Linked DNA regions of Homo sapiens: region 1 is linked to region 2. Evidence: read pairs that join two places in POLR2A ChIA-PET (ENCODE). Cell type or tissue: B cell. All regions are shown on one strand. Each heading gives the region's core, and the rest is flanking DNA. Links, peaks and the distances in the headings are about the cores only. Region 1 overlaps ZNF385C (zinc finger protein 385C). Region 2 overlaps CNP (2'',3''-cyclic nucleotide 3'' phosphodiesterase).

Evidence for each region. Peaks named below come from ENCODE experiments on the same cell type or tissue, not always from the same donor. Only the 100,000 strongest peaks of a DNase experiment are listed, where the experiment ranks them.
Region 1: POLR2A ChIA-PET joins it to region 2 with 5 read pairs; 7 of 35 experiments call an interaction of 5 or more read pairs at or near these places.

Annotation. Positions count from the first base shown.
Region 1 is chr17:42,073,299-42,085,024 of GRCh38, reverse strand. All of the region lies in intron 1 of ZNF385C (zinc finger protein 385C), which reads left to right. Among named protein-coding and RNA genes, the nearest start is that of ZNF385C, 19 kb to the left of the region's middle. In B cell, for the core only: no CTCF peak of the experiment used is centred there; no DNase peak of the experiment used is centred there; H3K27me3 peaks cover 296 bases.
Region 2 is chr17:41,967,678-41,979,403 of GRCh38, reverse strand. It overlaps CNP (2'',3''-cyclic nucleotide 3'' phosphodiesterase), which reads right to left. Exons shown (of 4, transcript NM_033133.5): 2 at 10,664-11,336; 3 at 7,373-7,512; 4 at 1,664-5,929. The coding sequence ends at 5,480. It overlaps DNAJC7 (DnaJ heat shock protein family (Hsp40) member C7), which reads left to right. Exons shown (of 14, transcript NM_003315.4): 13 at 2,081-2,143; 14 at 2,634-2,969. The coding sequence ends at 2,671. Among named protein-coding and RNA genes, the nearest start is that of CNP, 6.7 kb to the right of the region's middle. RefSeq lists enhancers at 2,481-2,560, 6,112-6,231, 10,462-11,019, 11,020-11,577, 11,578-11,726. In B cell, for the core only: no CTCF peak of the experiment used is centred there; DNase peaks (open chromatin) are centred at 2,805 and 6,363; H3K27ac peaks cover 1,481 bases.

The sequences.
Region 1 (11,726 bases), core at 1,471-9,470, 110 kb before region 2:
GCACCCAGCCCAGATCTTTATACATTTTAAGTAGTCTTTAGATTGTTTATATAAATAACATATCTGTATAAAATATGGAAAATATTGAACATAATTAAAATTATGACTGGCCAGCCATGGTGGCTCACACCTGTAATCCCAGCACTCTGGGAGGCTGAGGTGGGAGGATGGCTTGAGCTCAGGTGTTCAAGATCAGCCTAGGAAACATAGCAAGACCCCATCTCTAAAAAAAAAATTTTTTTTTAAATTAGCTGGGCATGGTGGTGTATGCCTGTAGTCAAAGCTACTTGGGAGGTTGAGGCAGGAGGATTGTTTCAGCCCAGGAGGTGGAGGCTGCAGTGAGCCGTGATCATACCACTGTACTCTAGCCTGGGCAACAGAGTGAGACCCTGTCTCCAAGAAAAAATAAAATAAAATTATCATTGATAATATATTAGATTTTTATGAACTAATATAATTGTGAAACGTTTATATTAATAACACTCATAAATGTAACTGAAAGAAGATCTATTATTATTTATTATTTGACGATGTCTTTTATATGTCTATTTAGTTTAAAAAGGCTTAATTTAGGATTTTGATCTTGGAGAAACCTGCCAAAGATGTAAAAATGTTTAAAACACTTCATCAAAACAGAATCATAGGTCATTCTAAAATAATAGTTTTTTGTTTGTTTTTGGTTTTGGGTTTTTTTTTTTTTTGAGACAAGCTCTGTCGCCCAGGCTAGAGTGTAGTGGTGTGATAATAGCTCACTGCAGCCTGGAACTTCTGGGCTCAAGCAATCTGCCCTCATAGGTTGGACTACAGGCATCTGCCACCATGCCTAGCTATTTTTTTTTTTTTCAGATATGAGGTCTTGATATGTTCAGCACAGACTAGTCTGGGACTCCTGGCCCCAAGCAAACCTCCCATCTCAGCCTCCTAAAATGGTGGGATTATAGGTGTGAGCCACTGCATTCACCCAAATAATATTTATTTAACCAGAGTGATAAACGGCTTTAAAAGTGGCTGGGTATGGTGGCTCACGCCTGCCATCCTGGCACTTTGGGAGGCCGAGGCAGGTTGTTCACCTGAGGTCAGGAGTTCAAGAACAGCCTGGTCAACATGGCAAAATGCCATCTCTACTAAAAATATAAAAATTAGCCTGGTGTATTGGTGGACGCCTGTAATCCCAGCTACTTGGGAGGCTGAGGCAGGAGAATCGCTTGAACCTGGGAGGCAGAGGTTGCAGTGATCTGAGATCGCACCATTGCACTCCAGCCTGGGCGACAGAGTGAGACTCTGTCTCAAAAAAAAAAAAAAAAAAAAAAAAAAAAAGACTTGAAAAGCAATACAGAAAGTTACATGGATGTAAAAACTTTAATTCTTTTAAAGTTTAGTTTTTTTTAAGTAATCAAAAACTTAATAAAGACAACACAGGATTTTCTTGGTAAAATGTAAAATCTTTGTTTTTTGGGCCAGTTACCAGAAAACAAAGACCTCCTGTAGTGTGATTGGTTTTTTAAAACATTTTGTTATGGCCAGGCGCGGTGGCTCATGCCTGTAATCCCAACACTTTCGGAGGCCGAGGTGGGTGGATCATGAGGTTAGGAGATCGAGACCATCCTGGCTAACTAACATGGTGAAACCCCGTCTCTACCAAAACTACAAAAAATTAGCGGGGGCGTGTTGGCGGGTGCCTGTAGTCCCAGCTACTCTGGAGGCTGAGGCAGGAGAATGGCATGAACCCGGGGGGCAGAGCTTGCAGTGAGCTGGGATCACGCCACTGCACTCCAGCCAGGGTGACAGCAAGAGACTCCATCTCAAAAAAAAAAAACAAAAAAACATTTTGTCACGAGTCAGGAGCTTTGTGAAATTATGCTGGCAAGCAAAAATGAACAGACATGGTTTCTTACATTTGCCACTTTGTCTCTCAAGAGGTACTGTTTTTTGTTGTTTTGGTTTTTTTGAGAAGGAGTTTCATTCTATTGCCCATGCTGGAGTGCAGTGACGCAATCTTGGCTCACTGCAACCTCCACCTCCCGGGTTCATGCCATTCTCCTGCCTCAGCCTCCAGAGTAGCTGGGATTACAGGCGTGCACCACCATCCTGGCTAAATTTTGTATTTTTAGTAGAGACGGGTCTTCACCATGTTGAACAGGCTGGTCTCAAACTCTTGACCTCAGGTGATCCACCAGCCTTGGCCTCCCAAAGTGCTGGGATTACAGGTGTAAGCCACCGCGCCTGGCCTTGCCTGGCTAATTTTTGTATTTTTTGTAAAGACAGGGTCTCATTATGTTGCCCAGGCTGGTCTCAAACTCCTAGACTCAACCAATCCTCCTACCTCAGCCTCCTGAAGTGCTGGGATTACAGGCATGAACAGCCACACTGGCTGATACCTGGTTCTTTAGAGGGGATGGAAAGGGCGTCCTGGAGCACCTTTGCCTGGGGAAACATAATTGTACACTGTCTGCCATCCCAGGGCTGGCTCTTAGGGCAAGGCCAAGAGTGCAGTGGGTGGGAGAGAAGCCAGATGCCACAAGAGGAATCCTGGGACCAGAGACTCAGGTGAGGGGGTGGAGTAGGGATCTAGAGGAGCCAGTCACCACACTGCCACCTTTGGCCTAGTTGTGGGAGCAGGGGAGGCTGGAAGAGATTTGGTATTCCTTCAACAGAAGGTTGGTATTCCATCAGAATCTCTGGGAAGAGGTCGGGCGTGGTGGCTCACGCCTGTAATCCCAGCACTTTGGAAGGCTGAGGCGAGCGGATCACTGAGGTCACGAGTCATACCCTGTGAGGTGCTGGGCTTGGTGCCATGTGCCATGGATGAGTTGGCCTTACCTCTAGGAGCCCAGGATTCAGCCAGACATGAAGCACGCCATGGAACAGGATGGCATAGGGGCTTCAGCCAAGGGGCTGAGGTGGTGGGAAGCTTCAGGCTTCATGGTAAGCCTAGGAGCAGCAGCAGGACTTGCCTGGAGAAAGGCGGGGGACTTGCTAGGCTGGGGGCAAGGCAGTGGGACAGTGCTCATGGGAGCAGCAGGTGGTCCCATGCAGTGTGGCCAGGCTCAGTGTGAGGAAGACTCTGAGAGCCAGTCTCTGGAGCTCGCCCTTGCTCTCCTAGAAACTCTTCAGAATCTGGGCACCTGTTGATGCTGGGCCTCACCCCAGGCTCCTGAATCTGAACCCCTGGGGGTGGAGCCCAGCCTAGGATGCCGGACAAGCTCCTCAGGTGGTGCTCCTGTAGCCAGGTACTTGGGAAGCCTGCTGGGCATGAGGCTTTCACTGTTGGCTGCATGTCAATCACCTGGGCAGAATTTTACAGTCTCAGGCTGCACCCAGACCAAGCCTATCAGAATCTCTGGGTAGAGGTTGGGCGTGGTGGCTCATGCCTGTAATCCCAGCACTTTGGAAGGCTGAGGCGAGCAGGTCACTGAGGTCAGGAGTTCGAGACCAGCCTGGTCAACGTGGTGAAACCCCGACTCTACTTTAAAAATATAAAAATTAACTGGGCGTGGTGGCAGGCACCTGTAATCCCAGCTGAGGCAGGAGAATGACTTGAACCCAGGAGGTGAAGGTTTCAGTGAGCAGAGATTGCACCACTGGATTCCAGCCTGGGTGACAGAGTCAGACTCTGTCTCAAAAAAATAAAATCCCTGGGGCGGAGCTTGGACATCAGAATTTTCCAAGGCTGCTCAGGTGATTCCCGTGAGTGGTTGTGGCCAAAAACCCTCAGGCAGGCCTATCCCTCAGGTCAGCCAGGTCTGACAGAGCCCCTCCAGAGGGGCCCCTCCTGAGTGCTGGTCTTCTGCAAGCCCTCGTCCATCCTGATTCATGTGTTTATCTGCTTATTGTCTGCGCCCATCCTTCTTCCCCTAACCCAGATTTGCAAGTTCCATGAGGGCCCTTTGGACTTCCGTTCACTGCTAGATCCCAAGGTATAGAGTGGACAGGCTGGCATATAGTAGGTGTTCAATAAGTGTTTATTGAGTGAATTTATCGACCCCCTACTCTGTGCCAGGCACAAAGGGAGACGCTATCCCTATATCACCTCTTGGTTCTCCCAACAACCCCATGAGGTATATACTACTGAGTCCATTTTATAGATCAGAGAGGTAAGGACTTTGCCCAAGGTCTGATGGCTCCTGGAGCTCATGCTCTGTCCTTCACCCTCCCCTGCCTTCCAGCCAAGGCCTCTGAGTGGCCCTGCTGTGGGAAGCTGCTTGGAAGCTGCACCAGTGGGCCTGGGGGGCACAGGACATGTTGACACAGCCTGTCCTCAGGGCGTTTCTTGGAACCTCTCAGCTGGTTTTGAAAGGACTCCTTCTTCATGGCCTGCAACGGCTTTGTGCCTCCTCCCACCGGACCGATTTGAGAGGAGGACTTTGATGTGGTCAGCAGCTGCTCCCTGGCCAGCAAGGTGGACCATGGATACCCCACCATCTCCCTCAGCCAATGGACTTGGAGGTTCTCCCTTCCCCACCCCAGGTGACCCTGGAATCTTGGTGTCATCCTCAATCTGCCTCCATCCTTGTGAGGTTAGGATGGGTTAGGATTAGTTTCTCATATTGAGGAGGAGGACAGGACCCCAAGGCCTGAATCAGTGGGCTGGGATGGGAGGATCCTGCTGGACAAACTAAATAAAAGCTTCAGGAAATGAAGGGAGGGTCAGGGAGACTTACAGATCTTAATTTCCACAGGGTTGAACCTGGCTGGTAGTCAGGGCCTTTCCTTCCCAACACCTTCTGAATGCAGCTCTTTAAGTAAGAGGAAAGGTGGCCAAGGTCCCCGTGAGGACCCCTGGATCCTCAGGCTTTCCCTTCCCTTCCATGGGGCAGTATAAGGCTGTCCTCTCAGGAAGCTGACTGCCTTCTAGAATGCTGCAATTGCAGCTAATATTCTGGAGAGACGGCCACCCCACTGTTGGACACCCCAATTTCCAGCCTCCTTTCTTCCAGCTCTGGCCTCTCCTACACACCCCAGGTAGCTCTGCCAAGCTGGATGAAGAGGTTGAAATAATTTCTGTTGTGTTGGCAACAAATACAAGCTGAATAGAGCTCTGAGTTGGGAAAAATTGATGGCTGCCTGGCAGCCTTGGGAGGCAAGATGATGGGCAGGAGGGGAGCCTGGACATGGGGATGGGCACCCTGGGTTGGGAGAGTGGATCATTGATGAGATCTTTGGCATTCTACCCAAGCCTGTTTGTCTTCTTTCTTTTTTTTTGCTCCATTAGTTTCCAACGCAAGGCTGTGAGGAAGTTCTTTCTATGGTCTTATCACCATCCCTCCTGCTGTAACTAATGACATCATCCCTCACATCGCAGTGGGCTTTTACAGTTTTAGGGCATTTTCCTTCTTTCTTTTTTTTGGGGGGTGATGGGGGAAGACAGTCTTGCTCTTTCACCCAGGCTGGAGTGCAGTATCACAATAATAGCTCACTGTGGTCTTCAACTCCTGGGCCCAAATGATCCTCCTGTCCCAGCCTCCTGAGCAGCTGGGACTACAGACATGCACCACCATGGTCAACTAATTTTTTTTTTTTTTGTAAAGATAGAGTCTCAAACTCCTGGCCTCAAGTGATCCTCCTGCCTCAGCCTCCCAAAGTGCTGGGATTACAGGCGTGAGCCACTGTGCCTGGTCAGTATTTTTTTTTTTTTTTTTTTTGAGACAGAGTCTCACTGTCACCCAGGCTGGAGTGCAGTGGCATGATCATGGCTCACTGCAGCCTCAATCTCCCGTCTCAGTCTCCCCAGTAGTTGGGATTACAGGTGTGCACCAGCATGCCCAGCTAATTTTTGTTCATATATGTGTGTATATATATATATATGTATATATATATATATTTTTTTTTTTTTTTTTGCGAGACAGGGTTTTGTCATGTTTCTCAGGCTGGTCTCAAACTCCTGGGCTCAAGCAATCCACCCACCTGGTCCTTCCATCCTTCCAAGGTGCCGAGATTACAGGCATGAGCCACCGTGCCGGGCTAGTATATTCTGTTATCTTATTTAATCTTCTCAGACATCAGCCTTGAGTCAGAGGAGTTATTATTAGGCATTGTTGTTACCATTATCTCCATTTTACAGACAGGAAACTAAGATGTGAAGAGAAGGGACAAGTTCCCAGTCACACGATTAGTGGCGAAGTTGCAACGTAAACACATTTGCCTGACTTCAAGTTACTCCAGTTCCCCGCAGTCCCTCCAAATTACACCCGCAGACACACATGCTCACCTCTCTCCCCCACCTCCTCCCCCTTCCATCTTACCACAACCCTGAGGCCACCCCCAGGGAGATCATCCTGTCCATGCCCCTGCCTCTGCCCCAGTGCAGTGGAGCCTCCACGTGGCCTGTATCTGGAGCTCATCTGGTCATGGTCCAGGAGAAGGTGACAGTGGGAAAGTCGGGGGAGTCAAGGGTGTCAGCTGCTGCTGCTTCTTTTTGAGCAAAGACTTTGAAAGTTTAATGTGATAATCTCATCCTGATTACTGCAAACTGAGGTCCTTGGGCTTGTCCAAGAATCCATTACCAACCTCACATGAGGAGCAGGGAGGTTGCACTGGGTTCCCCGCCTCCCTGCTCCCCCAGTCCCCCATGCATACTGGGAAGGATCTGAGTGTTGGTTGAATTTTTTTTTTTTTCTTAATGGAAAGAAGGTGTTTCTGGATCATGGTAGAGATTCTAGGCTTCCTACCTCAGGACCTGGACCAGGAGACCCCAGCCCTTTCCTTTTACATCTGGGAATTTAATATCCTAAAAAGTGCGACTGGTTAGTAGGTTGTGAGGCCAGTCAGAAGGCGTAGAAAATCAGCCCAGCCAGGGATCCCTGGCCCTTGCATCCCCCCACCCCAATACACCGCCAGGGAAACTGAGGCCTGTTACTGTTGTCTCCACATCATCTCTGCCCAGAAGCAAACCAATTAGCACTGTGTCTGGTTCTGTGTTCCCAGTGCCTGTCTCATTATTTGGGGATTTATGTCCCGGTCACTGTGAAGGACAACTGTCCCGGTTTCCACTGGGGGAGCCTGGCTGGCGCTGGAGCCCAGCAGTGGCAGGAGGTGGTGCCGTCCTCCTTGGGGCAGGATGGGGATTTGATTTCAGGGGGATTTGCAACCAGTGGGGAGCCGCCCTGGGCACATGGTGGCTCTGGGCTATTTTAGGAGGCAAAATGTGGGGGGAGGGGTCACAGTGGACTTGTTCAAGCCACTAGAGAGTCTGCCCTTTCAGTGGGGGCAGAAAGAACCCATGATGGGTGGGGTGGGACAGGCCTACCCACTGTTGGGGCCTCTCCCACCCTCCTAGAGCCCAGGAGTCCAGAATGACGCCACCCGTCCTAGCCCCAGTCTGGGCTGTGGGCCGAGCAGGGAAGCTGCTGGCTGGGCCGGGGTCTCTGCTCCTTGCCTGAGTCCCTTTGTTACAGGCTTTGCTTCAGCTGGGGCCCTTAGTGTTATTATTATGAACAATTCTTTTAACCACCTCTTATCTTTGTAGTAGAAATGTTACTTATTGAACATTTGGGAAAGGCCCCAGGAGCAAGAAAAAGGGCACAGCCTTAAATCCAGGCCCATCAGCTGCTGTTCGGTATGGGCCTCTTCCAAGCTGTGTAATGTTGAGGGTTGCATAAGTTCCTTCACCTCTCTGAGCCTCAATGTCCCTCTCTCTAAAGCCGGGACCAGCAACACCTAATTAATAATGCCCCTACTATTAGTTGGGCACATATTATATGGGGTACTTTGCAGGCATGATGTCACACCATCCTCTACACCGTTACCTGTTAATTGCCCTGTTTTAGAGATAAGGAAACTGAAGCTCAGAGAGGGGAAGTAACTTGCCTAAACTCACACAGTCAGAGCAAGGTGCCTGATCCATTTCTCTTTGCACCTACAGTGAGAGTTGGTTCATTCCTCAAATCCAGCAATATGTCTTTGTTACTTTCTGTGTGTCAGGCACTGTTCTAGGGCTGAAGAGTCATCCACAGACAAAACAGAGGAAGAGGAGACAGTGGATAAGACTGGCCAGTAGTGAGAGCTGGAATAGTCAAACTGGAGACTCAGAGGCTTTATTTAGACTAAGCGTCATTTTCTGGAGTGGGGAGGGCAATATTTAAGGGGCCTGAATCCCTCACTGGGCAAGTGGAAGGTGGACCAGGAAGGGCTAGCACCACCTCACACCCCCAGCTCTCCATTACCAGGAAGAGCTTTTTCATTTGTTCTTCCTCTTCACCCCACCTTTGTAGGAAAAAAGTTACTGGGCATATTGGGATAAGGCCTTTAGAAGCACCATGGTATAAAGGAAAGAGACACCCTATGCTTTGGAGTCATCCAATGGGGTCCAAATCCCCACTCTGCCCCTTTCTAGCTGTGTGACCTTGGGCAGGTAAGTTAACTTCTCAGAGCCTCCCCTTCTTTGTTTTTTTTGTGTGTTTGTTTGAGACAGAGTCTCATTTTATCGCCCAGGCTGGAGTGCAGTGGCGCGATCTTGGCTCACTGCCAGCTCCGCCCCCCGGGTTCACACCATTCTCCTGCCTCAGCCTCCTGAGTAGCTGGGACTACAGGCACCCGCCACCACGCCCAGCTAATTTTTTTGTATTTTTAGTAGAGATGGGGTTTCACCGTGTTAGCCAGGATGGTCTCGATCTCCTGACCTCGTGATCCACCCGCCTCGGCCTCCCAAAGTGCTGGGATTACAGGCGTGAGCCACCGCGCCCGGCCAGAGCCTCCCCCTCTTTATCTTCAAAATCTGGAGAGTAGTAGCAAACTTTCAGGGTTAGTAGGGGATGAAATGAGTGGGAAAGGGCATGGGAAGGATCTGGCACACAGAAGGCCCACAATAGACGGCAGTGTTTTGCCTGCGTGCAGAGTTGGAGTTTAGGGGTGTGTTATTCCTAGGTATCTAGGTGAAGCCACGTCTTTGTGGGTGGCACTAAGCTGGCACCTGTGGTCCTGCTGAATGATTTCAATAGGCTAAGCAGAATGGGAGAGCCAGCAAGCCCAAACATACGGTCTGGGCCTCCCAGCGCAGGAAACTACCATTCACTCGGGGGCTGGGATAGGGAGGCTGAACTCACCAGTGCATCACGTGAAAATAGACCTGGGGGTTTCAAGGACGCTCAGCTCTATGTAAAGCTAGTTCAAGGCTGAAGAAAAACTGAGGGATGGGCAGCATTCACAGAGGAGGGCAGAGATGGGGGGAGGTTGTGCTGTCCCTTTTTCTGTTCTATGGAGGATACCAAAAGCCTAAAAGAGTTTAGAGGAATGTGCTAGGCACAGTGGCTCACGCCTGTAATCCCAGCACTTTGAGAGGCCAAGGCAGGTGGATCATGAGGTCAGGAGATCGAGACCATCCTGGCTAACACGGTGAAACCCTGTCTCTACTAAAAATACAAAAAATGAGCTGGGCGTGGTGGTGGGCGCCTGTAGTCCCAGCTACTGGGGAGGCTGAGGCAGGAGAATGGTGTGAACCCGGGAGGCGGAGCTTGCAGTGAGCCGAGATCGCGCCACTGCACTCCAGCCTGGGCGACAGAGCAAGACTCCATCAGAAAAAAAAAAAAAAAAAAAAGGAGTATAAAGGAATGTAACTGGGATAATCCAACACTTGGAAACCATTTATTCAACACATTTTTAATTAAGTGGTTTAGATCAGGTCAGTTGGTCACCATGCAAGGTACCAGGCAAAAGAAATGAATGAAGGCCCAGAACTACCCTGGGGGAGGAGCGCTCAGTATAGTTGGGTAACCAAAGCAGGGTTTGGGAGAGACAGTTTAATTAATACAGTGTGATAAGGGCAGTGTTAGGGTCTCATACAAGGTGCCCTGGGAGCACATACAAGGGGGAGGCACATCTTCAAAGGCTTCCTGGAGGAGGTGACCATGTCAGGGGAAGAATAGCTGAGGCAAATGGGTCTCTTTAGCTGGGAGAAGAGCCCCTTTAGGAAGAAACTGCCTGCTGTGTTTCTCTGGCTGTGGAAGGTGGAGTGCACGTTTTCTGTGTTACCAGGCAGCAGATCTACGACCATTATGCAAGCATTATAGGGAAACAGGTTCCAACCCCCCATTTTAATTAACGTTAGCATAGTGGAATGGGCCATCTTGTTAGGTAGTGATCTCCCCATCATTGGCATGTTCAGGCAGAGGCCAGAGGATACCTTGTCAAAGCTGCTACAAAAGAGATGGGATGACCTCTAAGATCCCTTCCAAGTCTGAACAACTGCAATTCTCCGTGGACAGCCACAGGATGTGGACTGTGATGGAGATCAGTGTGACCGGATTAAGTTAGAGGATGCGTGTGCTGTGGGATAGTGAGGTACATATGGTATACCACGACTGTCCTCCTCACCCTGGATTTACTTTTTAAAAACATCTTTGGCCGGGCGCGGTGGCTCACGCCTGTAATCCCAGCACTTTGGGAGGCCGAGGCGGGTGGAACATGAGGTCAGGAGATCGAGACCATCCTGGACAACATGGTGAAACCCTGTCTCTACTAAAAATACAAAAATAACCTAGCGTAGTGGCATGCGCCTGTTGTCCCAGCTACTTGGGAGGCTGAGGCAGGAGAATCACTTGAACCTGGGAGATGGAGGTTGCAGTGAGCCAAGATTGTGCCATTGCACTCCAGCCTGGGCGACAGAGTGAGACTCCGTCTCAAAAAAAAAAAAAAATCTTTAGTAACTGCTTTATTGAAATATAATTGCATACCATACAATTCCCCCATTTAAAATGTACAATTTAATGTGGATTTATCTTAAAAGTGGAAATGCATTTATTATTCATTCAACAACTATTTATTGAGCATCTATTAAGTATGCAGTAAGCTTTGCACTGGTGTTGTGGATAGCTGGGAAATAAGGGCCCTGCCCTCATGGGGGAGACAGGTCAGGGTGCAAACAAAAGAATTACAACCTGAGAGATACCCTAAGAGGGTGGTAAACTGAGTCTGAGACTAAGAGTGATGAAGCTGGGGAAAGGGGCTCCTGGGGAGGTAACATTTGAGCTGGGGCCTGAGTGACAAGGAGGTATCTCTGTGAATGTTGGGAGGATGTTCCAGACTGAGGGGAGAGCAGGGGCAAGGCCCAAGGCAGGGGTGAGTTGGTGGTTGGTGAACCAGGAAGTGCTAGGAGACTTGGTGGCACCGTGGGTGAGGCATCCCTGAGGCTCCCCACCATGGGGCCTCCTCTCTGTGTGGCCTGGTCCCCAGTAGGCCTGCCCCAGTGCCAGGCAGGTAAATGGCACCGCCACTTCTTCTTTGGCTGCAAGAGCCCTCTGTGTCCGCTTTCCTTGGCTCTTTCTTGCTCTCTTGCCCTGTTATTGCTTCTCCAACAACAGAATGGTGACAGTGCTCTTAGGAGGTCGTGCCACCAGCCCCTGCCTCCTGCTCTTCCTGGTTGGCTCCATGCCCCTGTGTGTGCCCACTGTGTGCTGGACCCTGTGCTTTGATTCCCTGGGAGGAATCAGAAAGGACTCTCAGCCACACACACTGGTGAAGTCTCCCCAGCAGACTCTGGCTGTCTCCCCTGACCTCCAGAGACAGTGCCTAGGAGCAGCCTGGAGTCTCCCATTTGGTGCCCACTTCCTGTGTGACTTTGGACCAGTTACTTAAGGTCCACAACCTTTTTTTTTTTGAGACGAAGTTTCACTTTTCTTACCCAGGCTGGAGTGCAATGGGGTGGTTTTGACTCACTGCAACCTCCACTTCCCAGGTTCAAGCGATTCTCCCATCTTAGCCTCCTGAGTAGCTGGGATTACAGGCGTGCCACT
Region 2 (11,726 bases), core at 1,659-9,658:
CACTGTGCCTGGCCTTCCATTGCAACTTATTTATTTATTTAATTTTTTTTTGTTGTTATGTTTTTGAGACATGGTCTTACTCTGTCACCCAGGCTGGTGTGCAGTGGTGCAGTCTCAGCTCACGGCAACCTCCACCTCCCAGGTTCAAGAAATTCTCCTGCCTCAGCCTCCTGAGTAGCTGGGATTACAGGCACCTGCAGCCACACCCGGCTAATTTTTATATTTTTAGTAGAGACGGGGTTTCACCATGTTGGCCAGGCTGGTCTCAAACTCCTGACTTTGTGTGATCCGCCCATCTTGGCCTCCCAAAGTGTTGGGATGACAGGCGTGAGCCACCGCACCCAGCCGGAATTTAAAATAAGAATGATGGTACTATATAGATAATGCTGAGTCCTCTCCAGTTCAGTGTGGGGGTATTTGTGTTTAATAAACCTAGGTTCACCACAATAAACATGTTCCTCTGCCTAGCAGTTAAGAAGATCTATAAGCAGTCAAAAACTAGTGAAGAGGTTTTGTTTTGTTTTGAGACGGAGTCTCACTCTGTCGCCCAGGCTGGAGTGCAGTGGCGCGATCTCTGCTCACTGCAAGCTCCGCCTCCCGGGTTCACGCCATTCTCCTGCCTTAGCCTCCCAAGTAGCTGGGACTACAGGCACCTGCCACCACGCCCGGCTAATTTTATTTTATTTTATTTTTATTTTTATTTTTTTTAGTAGAGACGGGGTTTCACTTTGTTAGCCAGGATGATCTCGATCTCCTGACCTCGTGATCCACCCACCTTGGCCTCCCAAAGTGCTGGGATTACAGGCCTGAGCCACCACGGCCAGCCGTGAAGTTTTAAGTAGGGGCACTGTGGACCAGATTTTGGCTCTGGAAATATATTTGTGATAGGGGTGAGGAGGTTGGGGTTGGAGGGAGTAAGGAGAATGGAGATGGAAGGAAGACACAAAAGGTAGGAAAGGATTGGAGGGCACAGTCAGGGAGTTAGTTAGTGGTAGACTCAGCAGGAGTTGGTTGCTATTCAGATGTGTTGGGGAAAGTGACAGGCATAGCTGACTCGGGGTCATTCACTAAGCCAGGAGCCCAGGAAGACACACAGATGCAAGCAGAGAAACTCACTCTGGGCACGAGGTGGCTGTGGGATCACCTGGTGGGGGTCAGTCCTTCTGTGAAGCTTGGGCAGTCAGTCAGGGATGGGGCCACCAGACATGCTGTGGCCTTGCAAAAGTGCACAGAGCCAGTCAGGCAGGAGTTGGATTTTCCAGTTCTGCTGCTTTCGCTGCCATGTGATCGTGGGCAAGTTACTTGAACCACCTACATATGTTTTGTTGAGTATTAATTGGGAATGATACTTACCCTGACAAAACATTACTAGGATTAAGTAATGTAATGTATGCAAAGTACCTAGTACTTTGCACCTAGTAGGTGTTTTTGTTGGTTTGTTGTTGTTATTAAGACAGGGTCTTGCTGTCACCCAGGCTGGGGTGCAGTGTTGTGATCATAGCTTACTGCAGCCTTGAACTCCTGGGCTCAAGTGATCCTCCCACCTTAGACTCCCAAAGCACTGGGATTATAGGTGTGAGCCACCACGCCCAGCTAATAAACCATAGCTTTTTTTCTAGCCTAGAGTCTACGGAGTAAAAGACATGGAATCAAATACAGTAAATCCTAGATCTTGCTCTTATATTTATTTTTGGTAACATTTAAGTGATACATTTTATCCTTTTTAGTAGCCGCTCCAGCATTATAGGGAGACAGAGTATGGGGAAAGTCTTGTGTAAGTGCAAATGGCATTCCATTTGTTGAGAAAACAGCCCAATGAAGCAAGCTGAAGCAGAGAAAGCTTCCTTTGGGGCAGCAGTTGGAAGGAGAAGGGAACATGTCCTAGGAGTGGGATCAGGTAGCATGTTTTGCACGGGATGGGGCAGGTTTGCTCACTTGCAGTCTGAAGTGTTGGGAAAGGAGGGGAGTGAGACTCTCCAGGAAAGCTTTGGAGATCTGTTCTCAGTGTCATCAGTTCTCTTCGAACATTTCTAATTTTTCACCTTTTCTTCCCTTCCATGTTACTTGCCCTGCTCTACAGATTTTGATCCAAACAATATCTTCAAGGCATTCTTTGGCGGTCCTGGCGGCTTCAGCTTTGAAGGTAGGTGGGCCTGCTGTTCTTGGGAGTTCCCAGATCACAAGCCAACACACTCATTGCCTCTTAGGCAGCTCTTTGGGAGTCAGAGGGGCCCATGAGCGGGGGCAGCTGAATTCTCATCTAGCAGGGCATCTATCCACTCGGCTGTTGCTAAGGATGAAGACAGGAAGGTTCCCAGGCACCCCTTGCCTTGGGACCTTTAGCCACCGCATCTCTGCAGGGTCAGGGAGGCATCTCTAACTGCCTAGTACCAAGGCTTCTCTGCAAGAGCAAAGGTACTATATAGATAATGCTGAGGTCAGAAGCTACCCATGTATAATACAGTCACGTGCTCCCTCTTGCACCCAAAAACAGCCTGAGCTGTTTGATACCCATAGAGTTTCTCTCTGTGTTTGAGTTTGAAGCAGCCCTTGAAGACTTTTCCATAATCAGAGCAAAGTGATCTTCCTTAGAAAATCCATAGCCAACTACCAACCCCTCTTTTCTCTTTCAGCATCTGGTCCAGGGAATTTCTTTTTTCAATTTGGCTAATGAAGGGCAACCACCCAGAACCCAGAAAATGCAGATTCACTCAGTTTAATCTTGAATGTGGAAACAGTTCACCTCCTCCCTTCATCACGTCTCCGTGTGCTTAGAGCAGTTTCGTTTTCTCAGTTGGATGCCCTGTGTCTCTGTGAGTGGGGTGGAGCAAAGGGAACCAATGCCGAAGACCGAGGGCAGGGGAGGGAGGCGGGGGTGGACAGGGAGGCAGCTTGTGAATTTTTGTTTTACTGTTTAACTTTATTAAAAAAGAAAAAAAAAAGAGAATAAAATGTTTTGACCCTTCCTGGCCCTTTGCTCTGGCATCTGCATTGTCTCCAGTCTGTGAGCCAGAGCTGAGCCCGACCTGGACTTGGGGTGCAGCAAGCTGCTGCATGCGGGCTGTGGGCACCCAGCCTAGTGGCAGGTGGGGCACTCTGCCTCTCCCAGACCTGTCCAGCATGTGAGTGCTAGGCAGGCCCCGGCTGTGCCTCTGGGCCCAGCCTAACATCAGTCACAGAGAAGCGAGTTCAGAAAGCATGCTCACTTTACGGTGGGGCCCCAGAAATCACTAGAAGCTGTGTGTGTCCAAAGCTCAGGTGGGTACTAAAAGCTGTGTGCGTCCAAAGCTCAGGTGGGTACTGACCTAGACAGGGCAGTTTACTTACAAAGACTCTCACAGTTCCTGTTGCAGTGTGGGTTCGAGGGAGATGGTAGACAGAGATAAAACCCTGCCTCCTGACCCCCAGACCCATTTGAGGTGGGACAGGTGGCTCCAGAGCTCTGGTCTGGCCACTATTTTTAGCAAAAGCCCCTGGCCTTCTCTGCTCCCTTTCTGCATGCAGGAGACACACTGCTCACGGATGCAGCGGCATGCACCATGCTGTCCTGTCAAGCGTGGTGTTCAAGGTGAGTAGCCTTCCCAGGAGCTCCAGGCACAGACTTGAAGCTCTAGCTGAAGTTCAGAGATGGCCAGGGACAGGCCTTGACCTAGAAAGGTAACTTAGGATTTCTCTTCATCTGAGCTCCTGCCCCTTTCTTTCAAGTCTTCCCCGGCTGGTGCCTTAGCCATGGTGGAATGATGCCTGAGTCAGGTCTTGGAAGTTTCCCATGTGGCTGACTAGGCCTCTGATGGCCTGGAAGGGACTCAAATGTTAGATCTTCCCTGGTGCTTGAAGTTTCAGTGACCTGCAGGTGGCCTTCCCTAGAGAACTGGGAGAAACCCATACCAGGAGCTTCCGGTCTTACTGAACTCTTTCTGATCCAGTGGGCTGGGGACACCTGTGGGCTTGGTGCCCTGGTTAATGGGGGATGAGAGGCTTTTGTGCTCCACATCCCTCGTACCCAGCCAACCCCCACCTTCTGTATGAGTCTGAGGCCAGCCTCTGCTTTCTGCCTCCTCATGAAAGCCAACACTGTTCAGCTGCCCAACCTCACCACAGCTGTGCCCGGCCAGCAGAGGGGAGACAGGACCGATGGCCCCAAGCTGTGGGACAAAGCCAGTCCTAATACACCCAGCCCTAGGGAAGACTGAGCTGGGCACAGAAGGGTAAGAGAGACTGCACACAGCTAGGATTAACATGATTTATTTCATTATCAGTCTTACAGGTTGCTGAGGTTGGGCAAAGCCAGGATAGTAACTTAAATCCAAAGCACTTTTGTTGAGTGACAACCCGATTAGCAAGGCCCTGTTACTGAACAGAGGGCAGTGGAGGGCACCCCAGGAACCACAGCACACAGACTAGTGTTAGAAACCCCTTCCCAGAAGCAACCGGTGGGACTTGGCCCTTACCAGCCAGGGGTCTACTCCATTGGCTCTTGGTGCCCACCAGCCCCTGTTAGAGGAGGCCCAGAGGCCTCCAGAGGCACCATGGAGGCAAGATGGGCTGGGTAGAGAGCAGGACTGGAGCTTCCTCACCAGGGTTCTGCCTCTGGCCCCGATCTCCCCATCCACACAGCGGAGCCAGGCCACTGGAAAGGACAGCCAGTCCAGCCCCTTCCTGGAGTGAGGCCCCCAGCCAGCGGGGATGTGGCGGCTGCTTAACTGTTCTGCTTTCTTCCCTAGTTATCAAACTGTTACCTAGTTATGGTGTGAAGGGGAGGGGGCAGGGACTTAGGACCAAAGGTGGGAGGTAAGCTCCTTTTTCTACCCTGGTAAATAGCCCCAGCCTTCTTGGGGCTACACTGATTAAGAAATGGGATCACTCAGGAGGATTGCTTGAGCCCAGGAGTTCGAGGCTGCAGTGAGCCATGATCGCACCACTGCACTCCAGCTTGGGAAATAGCAGGACCCTGTCTCTAAAAACAAAGAAAAAAGACAAGGAGATGGAATCAAAGCCCAGAGGTCCTCCCCTTCTCAGAGCCACCACTAGTTCTCTGTGACCATGGAAAACTACCCCCAGCCCCACTGCCTTTTGCCTCCGGTCAGTGGGTTTTGCGGGGCTCTGAGGTGTCTCCCCACTCACCCAGCTCTGGGCAGAGCAGCTGGGCTGGGCTGGGGCTGAGCTAACCAGAACCTGGAAGTAGGGCTCGGGGTTCTGGCTGTGGCCCCATCCCTGGCTTGGCCCAGCCTCGTCAGCTTTGGTCCAGGTTCCTGAATGGTGCCTCCCTGCCCACCTTGTGTTGGGAGCGTGAGCATTAGAGGGGAAGAGGGCGGACAGGAAGGGAGGGTCAGTTATTTTACAAGTTTTTAAAAAGTTACAGGTAGGTTAACTTTGAGTAAAAAAAAAAAAAAAAAAAATGTCACAAAACAAGGATCAAACAGAGGGCACGTTTCCCTCTCCCCTTCCCTTCTAGGGGCATAAGTGGTGGTGAGAACACTCATATGATGGTGCAGGACTGCAAGGCGCCCCCCTTCCGGCTACCTTGCGTGGGCACAGGTTTGCCTTTCCCGTAGTACCCCGTGAAGATGGCCCTGACCTCCATGTTCTTGGCCAGGGTCAGCATCCAGCGCCCATTGCCCAAGGAATAGAGCTTGCCCCGGCTTAGCTCGCCCACCTCCTCGCCTCGGCTGCCCCCCTTCTCCTGCCGCAGAATCTCTAAGAGGTCAAGGCCCGTCTGCACGGCCTCTACGTCAGCTGCACAGCCGAGGGTGATGTGGGCGCGGCTCCCCCGCGGCAGGTTGTCAGTGGGTGACAGCTTGTCCACATCACTCGGCCACAACTGCAGTTGCTGCTCGCTTAACTCCACCCGGGCCCCAGTCGTCTTGGGTGTCACAAAGAGGGCAGAGATGGTCAGCGTGAAGGCCTTGGAGTAAGATTTCTTTAACACCTGGGGAGAGTGAGAAAGAGGGGCCCAAGCTAGAGATGGCAGGCTCTTGAGGAACAGCTGACCCAGGGAGGGTCCCTCCTGGAGGAGAGAAGGGGAAGTCTAACAGAAGTGAGCACAGCTGAGCAGGGGTCGGTATAGGCCCAGCATCCACTAACAACTGCGGCACGCACCTTCCATAGGCGCTCCAGGCTCAAGTGAGAAACACGAAGGCGCTCAGACAGGGCCACACGGGGACAGCCGGACTTCCTGAGGGAGCCCAGCTCCCTGCACACTGGCTTCCGGCCTCAGCGGGCTGGCTGACCTCTCGGTGCCTTGGCTTCATCACCCGTAAAACAGGGAGAACCAGAGCCTACCTCAGAGTTAATGTGGTTATGAGAGTGACTAGGTAAACAGCCCACAGGGGTGTCCGCGCACACAACAGCTGCTACTGTTGGCACCGCTCAGCTTCCCCTGGGACCCAGACAGCGCCCTGGAGGACAGGGTGAGGTCAGACTGAGGTCAGACTCGCCCTTGATGGAAACCTGCTCTTACACTTTGGTTCCCATCTGATGATATGTCTGCTTCTATCTGATTCTTTGAGACAGCCCATCCCATCTCAGCATAAACGCTTTTCTATTTTTGCTCACGATCCCTTGTCCCAACAGTGTCTGGCATGAAATGGGTAGTTAATAAATGCTAAATGAAGGCATGGTTAGGGATGGTAGCTCAGGTGTTACATATTCATTCCACTATGCTAGGGTGCTGGAACCACAGGAGTCAACGAAACTTAAAAACTCGCCCTCAGGGGAGCTTCCATTTGGGAGGACACTCTAGTGAACAAACAAACGATTGTGCTAACCTAGGCAGAGAAGTGGGAGAGTGGGCTTGGGGGTGGACACTTGGAAGTTGGAGACTGTGGATATGGGTGACATGCCTGGCATTCAGGGATCACTGTCAGTGGCTGTGGGTGTAAGGTGCCAGCTGTGTGGTGCAGAAAGGTCTCGTACCCATTAGCCAATAAGCTTCATTATCGTATGAAACTCCCTCACTCTGGGGCCAGGCCAGACCTCAGACCTGGGGACAGGGATGGGGACCTCAGTGCACCAGGCTCCCTGGGGGCGAAGGACTCCTAGTCTTTGGAAGGTAAAACAGGCTCAGAGAGACCAGAGCAGGAGCCCACTGTGGACCAGCATTCTCCATGAATCTGCAGAAGGCGAAGGTGCTTGGGGGCAGGTGAATGCACAGGCTGGCAGTACTGCCAGGGCAGGCTCCTTAGAACCTGCGGCTGAGGTCTATGCAGCTACGCCTGGGGACAGGGGAGCTAGGAGGAGGAGATGCCATTTTTCTTGAGCTGCCATCTGGTTTTTGGTCCCTGCCTGGCACCGGTACCTATCTTCAGAAGATGCTGCAGCCCCTTCTCCCCCAACCTCCCACCTCCCCCATGTGTCCCTGGGGAAGACTCACATCTTGTTGAGCGTACTCCTCTGCCCCGGGAGCCTTCCCGTAGTCACAAAACTTGGTTGTGCAATGCAGCACGCCTGGGGGTCTCTTTCCAAAGTAGGTGACCAAGTCCATCTTCTCCCTGGGCTCATCCCCAGGGACGACTGCCGGGAGAAAACGGGTGCAGTCAGGGCAGGGGAGCAGGGGCATACCAACATCCGCCACCAGGACCACCGAGGCCCAGCGCAAAACACTCGGACACTAAGCATCACCTCTCCAGCAACCCACTACAGCTCATTCATTGGTTAGTTGGTCAAACTAATGGCAACTTTAGAGCAATAAAAAGTTAAAATTCTCAGGCCAGGTGCGGTGGTTCACACCTGTAATCCCAGCACTCTGGGAGGCCGAGGTGGGTGGATCACAAGGTCAGGAATTCAAGACCAGCCTGGCCAAGATGGTGAAACCCCGTCTCTACTAAAAATACAAAGAAATTAGCCAGGCGTGGTGGCGGGCGCCTGTAATCCCAGCTACTTGGGAGGCTGAGGTAGAGAATTGCTTGAACCCAGGAGGCAGAGGATACAGCGAGCCGAGATAGTGCCACTGCACTCCAGCCTAGGCAACAGAGCAAGACTCCGTCTCCAAAAAAAAAAAAAAAAAAGTTAAAATTCTCTGGCTTTACATTGTATAGATCTTTCCATCTCTTCTCCAAACTCTAAGGCATTTGTAACAGAGGCAGGCAGTACAGGCCAAGGGAATCTAAGATTTACTAGCACCACGTCTCAAAGGGGAAGCAAGTCATGGGAAGTGGGGTGGAAAGAAAACAGAGGGCTGGGAACAACATGGTACGGTGGAAACAGCCAGAACACAGTGAATATCTCAGCTCTGCCATGTACCAGCCATCGGCCTCGGGCAAGTGACCAACCCTATCTATCAATCCAGCACAACAGTTAGGGTGACCATATACCCCAGTGTTCCCAGGACCACCAGGGAACTATCAGTAGTGCCCCATTTCACTCAGGGGCCCATCTGGACAAGCAGTCACAACGTCACCATCAGTTTAATACACACCTTGCAGGCCTATGGGGGGGCCTCCTGGTACAGGAAGGGTCTTGGACTATAATGGGGTGACATTATGGGGCTGGAAGACACAAAGAGGAGTGGAGTATCTGTGATTTTGATTTCCAGACTCCACACCTGTGGCTGTCTTTGGAGTCACTCGCTTTTTCCTGTTATGTTCTGAATTGAGTCCCCATGAGGATGTCTCGCCCTCCACAGGGGAGGAAGGCCTCTCCTGAGAGCAGCCTTGCTGGCCCATTACATTTCTCCTGCTCTAATCCTGGGCAGAAAAATCCAGTTTTCCTTTACAAATAAAATAGGCTGGGCATAGTGGCTCGCACCTGTAATCCCGGCAATTTGGGAAATTGAGGCGGGGCGTTTGAGACCAGCCTGGCCAACATGGTGAAACCCTGTCTCTACTAAAAATTTATAAATTAGCCAGGTATGGTGGCGGGTGCCTGTAATCCCAGCTACTTGGGTGGCTGAGGCAGGAGAATTGCTTGAACCCGGGAGATGGAGGTTGCAGTAAGCCGAATTGCCCCACTGCACTCCAGCCTGGGCGACAGAGCAAGACCCCCGTCTCAAAAAAAAAAAAAAAAAAGATCTGGCAATCATCCTGTCAAGCTTGATTCGTCCCATCTTGGGCCAAGGGCCCCTCCTTTCTTTTGTGCTACCGACCAGCCTGGTCAAGATGGTGAAACCCTGTCTCTACTAAAAATACAAAAATAAAAAAAAATTAGCCGGGCATGGTGGCAGGCGCCTGTATTCCCAGCTACTTGGGAAGCTGAGGCAGAGAATTGGCTTGAACCCAGGAGGCGGAGGTTGCAGTGAGCCGAGATCATGCCACTGCACTCCAGCCTGGGCAACAGAGCAAGACTCCGTCTCATAAATAAATATTAAAAGCAACTTTGAGCAGTAGTCACTCCAGGGCAGAGCCACCAGCTCACAGGTACAGGGCTTGCTCCTGGCCAATGTCACTGCAAGCACCACAGTTCACTGCAGAGTTCAAGTTTAGGAGCTGAGAAAAAAGCTCTCTGAGAACCCATACAGGCACAAATTCCCTGCTTCTGTGCAATATACACAATGTCAACAAACCAGAGTGGGGCTATTTCAGGCATGAAGATCATCTAAAATTGGGGGTGGCTGGGTGCGGTGGTGGCTCACGCCTGTAATCCCAGCACTTTGGGAGGCCAAGGCAAGCGGATCACCTGAGGTCAGGAGTTCAATACCAGCCTGGCCAACATTGTGAAACTCCGTCTCTACTAAAAATACAAAAATTAGCTGGACGTGGTGGTGCACACCTGTAGTCCTAGCTACTCGAGAGGCTGAGGCAGGAGAATTGCTTGAATCTGGGAGGCAGAGGTTGCACTGAGCTGAGATAGCGCCACTGCACTCCAGCCTGGGCAACAGAGGGAGACTCCGTGTCACAATAAATAAATAAATAAAATTGGAGGCAACCAGAAATGGCCTAAAGGCATATAGATGGATTAGTGGGTGGCACTTCTCCAACAGGTCACTCCAGGAGAGCCACCAGGACCCTTCTTTATCTCAAACCTATCATTGGAGCAAAAAGCCCATGCCAAGAGAGAACCCTGCTAGAGTGGCCAGAGTCCAGGGTTCCAGCCCGTAAACCCCACATCCCTCCTGGGTCCATGTTTTTCCATCTGAAAACGGGTTTTGGCCTAAGTGTGAGACTTGTGTCCTCTGGAGCTGCAGATGCCACAAACCCATGAGTAAATTGAGCAGTCCGAGGCCTGAGAACCATCCCCAGTGAAGCCACAATAGTCCTAGTTTTAATTTTTTTGCAGCTTACAATTTCATGTGATTATTATTATTATTTTTTGGAACATGATTCTGCTGCTAAAAATGCGTTGGAAAACACTGGGCTTGATTCCCCCTCTAAGGTTACATTAGAAGAGGACATGTTTCCTGTTACTACAGTAATTTGTTTTTCCCACCTCCAAGACAAGGGACAGTGGTCTACATTCAGGCTGGGAAAAGGGTGTCGGAGAGAAGAGGGCTAGAAGGATAGGTGTGGTGGGAGGAAAGGCGCTCTGGGAAGCCCCCGTGTTCCCAATGTGCTGCCAACTCCCCAAGGCTACCACTGGGACGCACCGCTTGCCCCTGCCCCCGCTGAGGTGAGCCTCTCTCTGCCTCCTGCTGCTTCGTGCTCCATCCTTTGAGTACAATGATGGTCCTTTGCCCGCAGCACCCTGTGCCCAGCAAGGTGGGCTTATAAGGCCCCAACCTGCCACCTACATTGTCGCAGCTCCTTCTTGAAGGCCTTGTGGTTCCCCAGCTCTTCCAGGAAGACCTGGCCGGCTTTGCGGAGGGTCTCAGAGCTCTTCTTGGTCAGGAACCAGCCGAAGTAGAGCGGCAGGAAGTCCTTCTCCAGCCCAGGCTTCAGCTTCTTCAGGTCATCAGCCGACAGCTGCCACTGGTTCTTCTCCTTGAGCTGGGCACAGTCCAGCCGCCACGCCGTCTTGGGCTCCACCAGCACCACCTGGTACTGGTACTGGTCGGCCATTTCAAAGAGCTGCTCCAGCCGTTCCCGTTCGTGGTTGGTGTCATCAAGCACAAGAATTCTGATGTCCCGGCGGCGGCAGTAGGCAGCCAGGTCCTCATCGAGCCGCTTGTACTCCTCGGAGAAGGCTCCTCGAGCGCCGGGGGTGATCTTGTAAGCGTCAGCCGACACCATCTTGGTGCCATCACGGTACTTGTCCACGATGACCCGTGCCAGCGTGGACTTGCCGCTTCCTGGCAGGCCGCGCAAGATGAAGAGCGTCTTGCACTCTAGCAGCGTGGCCACTGTGTCCTCATCCTGAAGGAAGGGAAACTGCAGCTCAGGCTTGTCCTTGGCCCCTGAGGATGACATCTTGCGGAAGAAGATCTTGGGCAGGAATGTGTGGCTTTTTCGGGAGAAGCCTCTGTTCTGTGTAAGGAGGGGAAGAGATGTCAGCCCAGGTCATTCGCGGGCTCCCCGCCGGCCTTACCCCTAGTCCCTAGACTGGTTGTGGGTGCCTTCCCAAGCGGGGCAGTGCTGGACCTTCTTTCCCTTTCGGTCCGGGAGCACCTTTCCGCTTCTGGTCGTGGAGGAGGAAGAGGGAAGCTTGTCTGAAGCTCTCCTAAGCGTGCGCTTTCCCCATTCCTGCCACTTCGGAAAGGTAAACGTGCTGGAGGCATGCGGGGCGCGCCAGGAGCCTGCGGTTCTGGGACTGGCCTCACTCTTATATGCTTGGCACCTACTAAGGACGTCCTCTTTGGAGGTGGGGGTCTCTGTGTCTGGGCCAAGCCACAGCTGCCACGGCTGAGTGCACAGAGA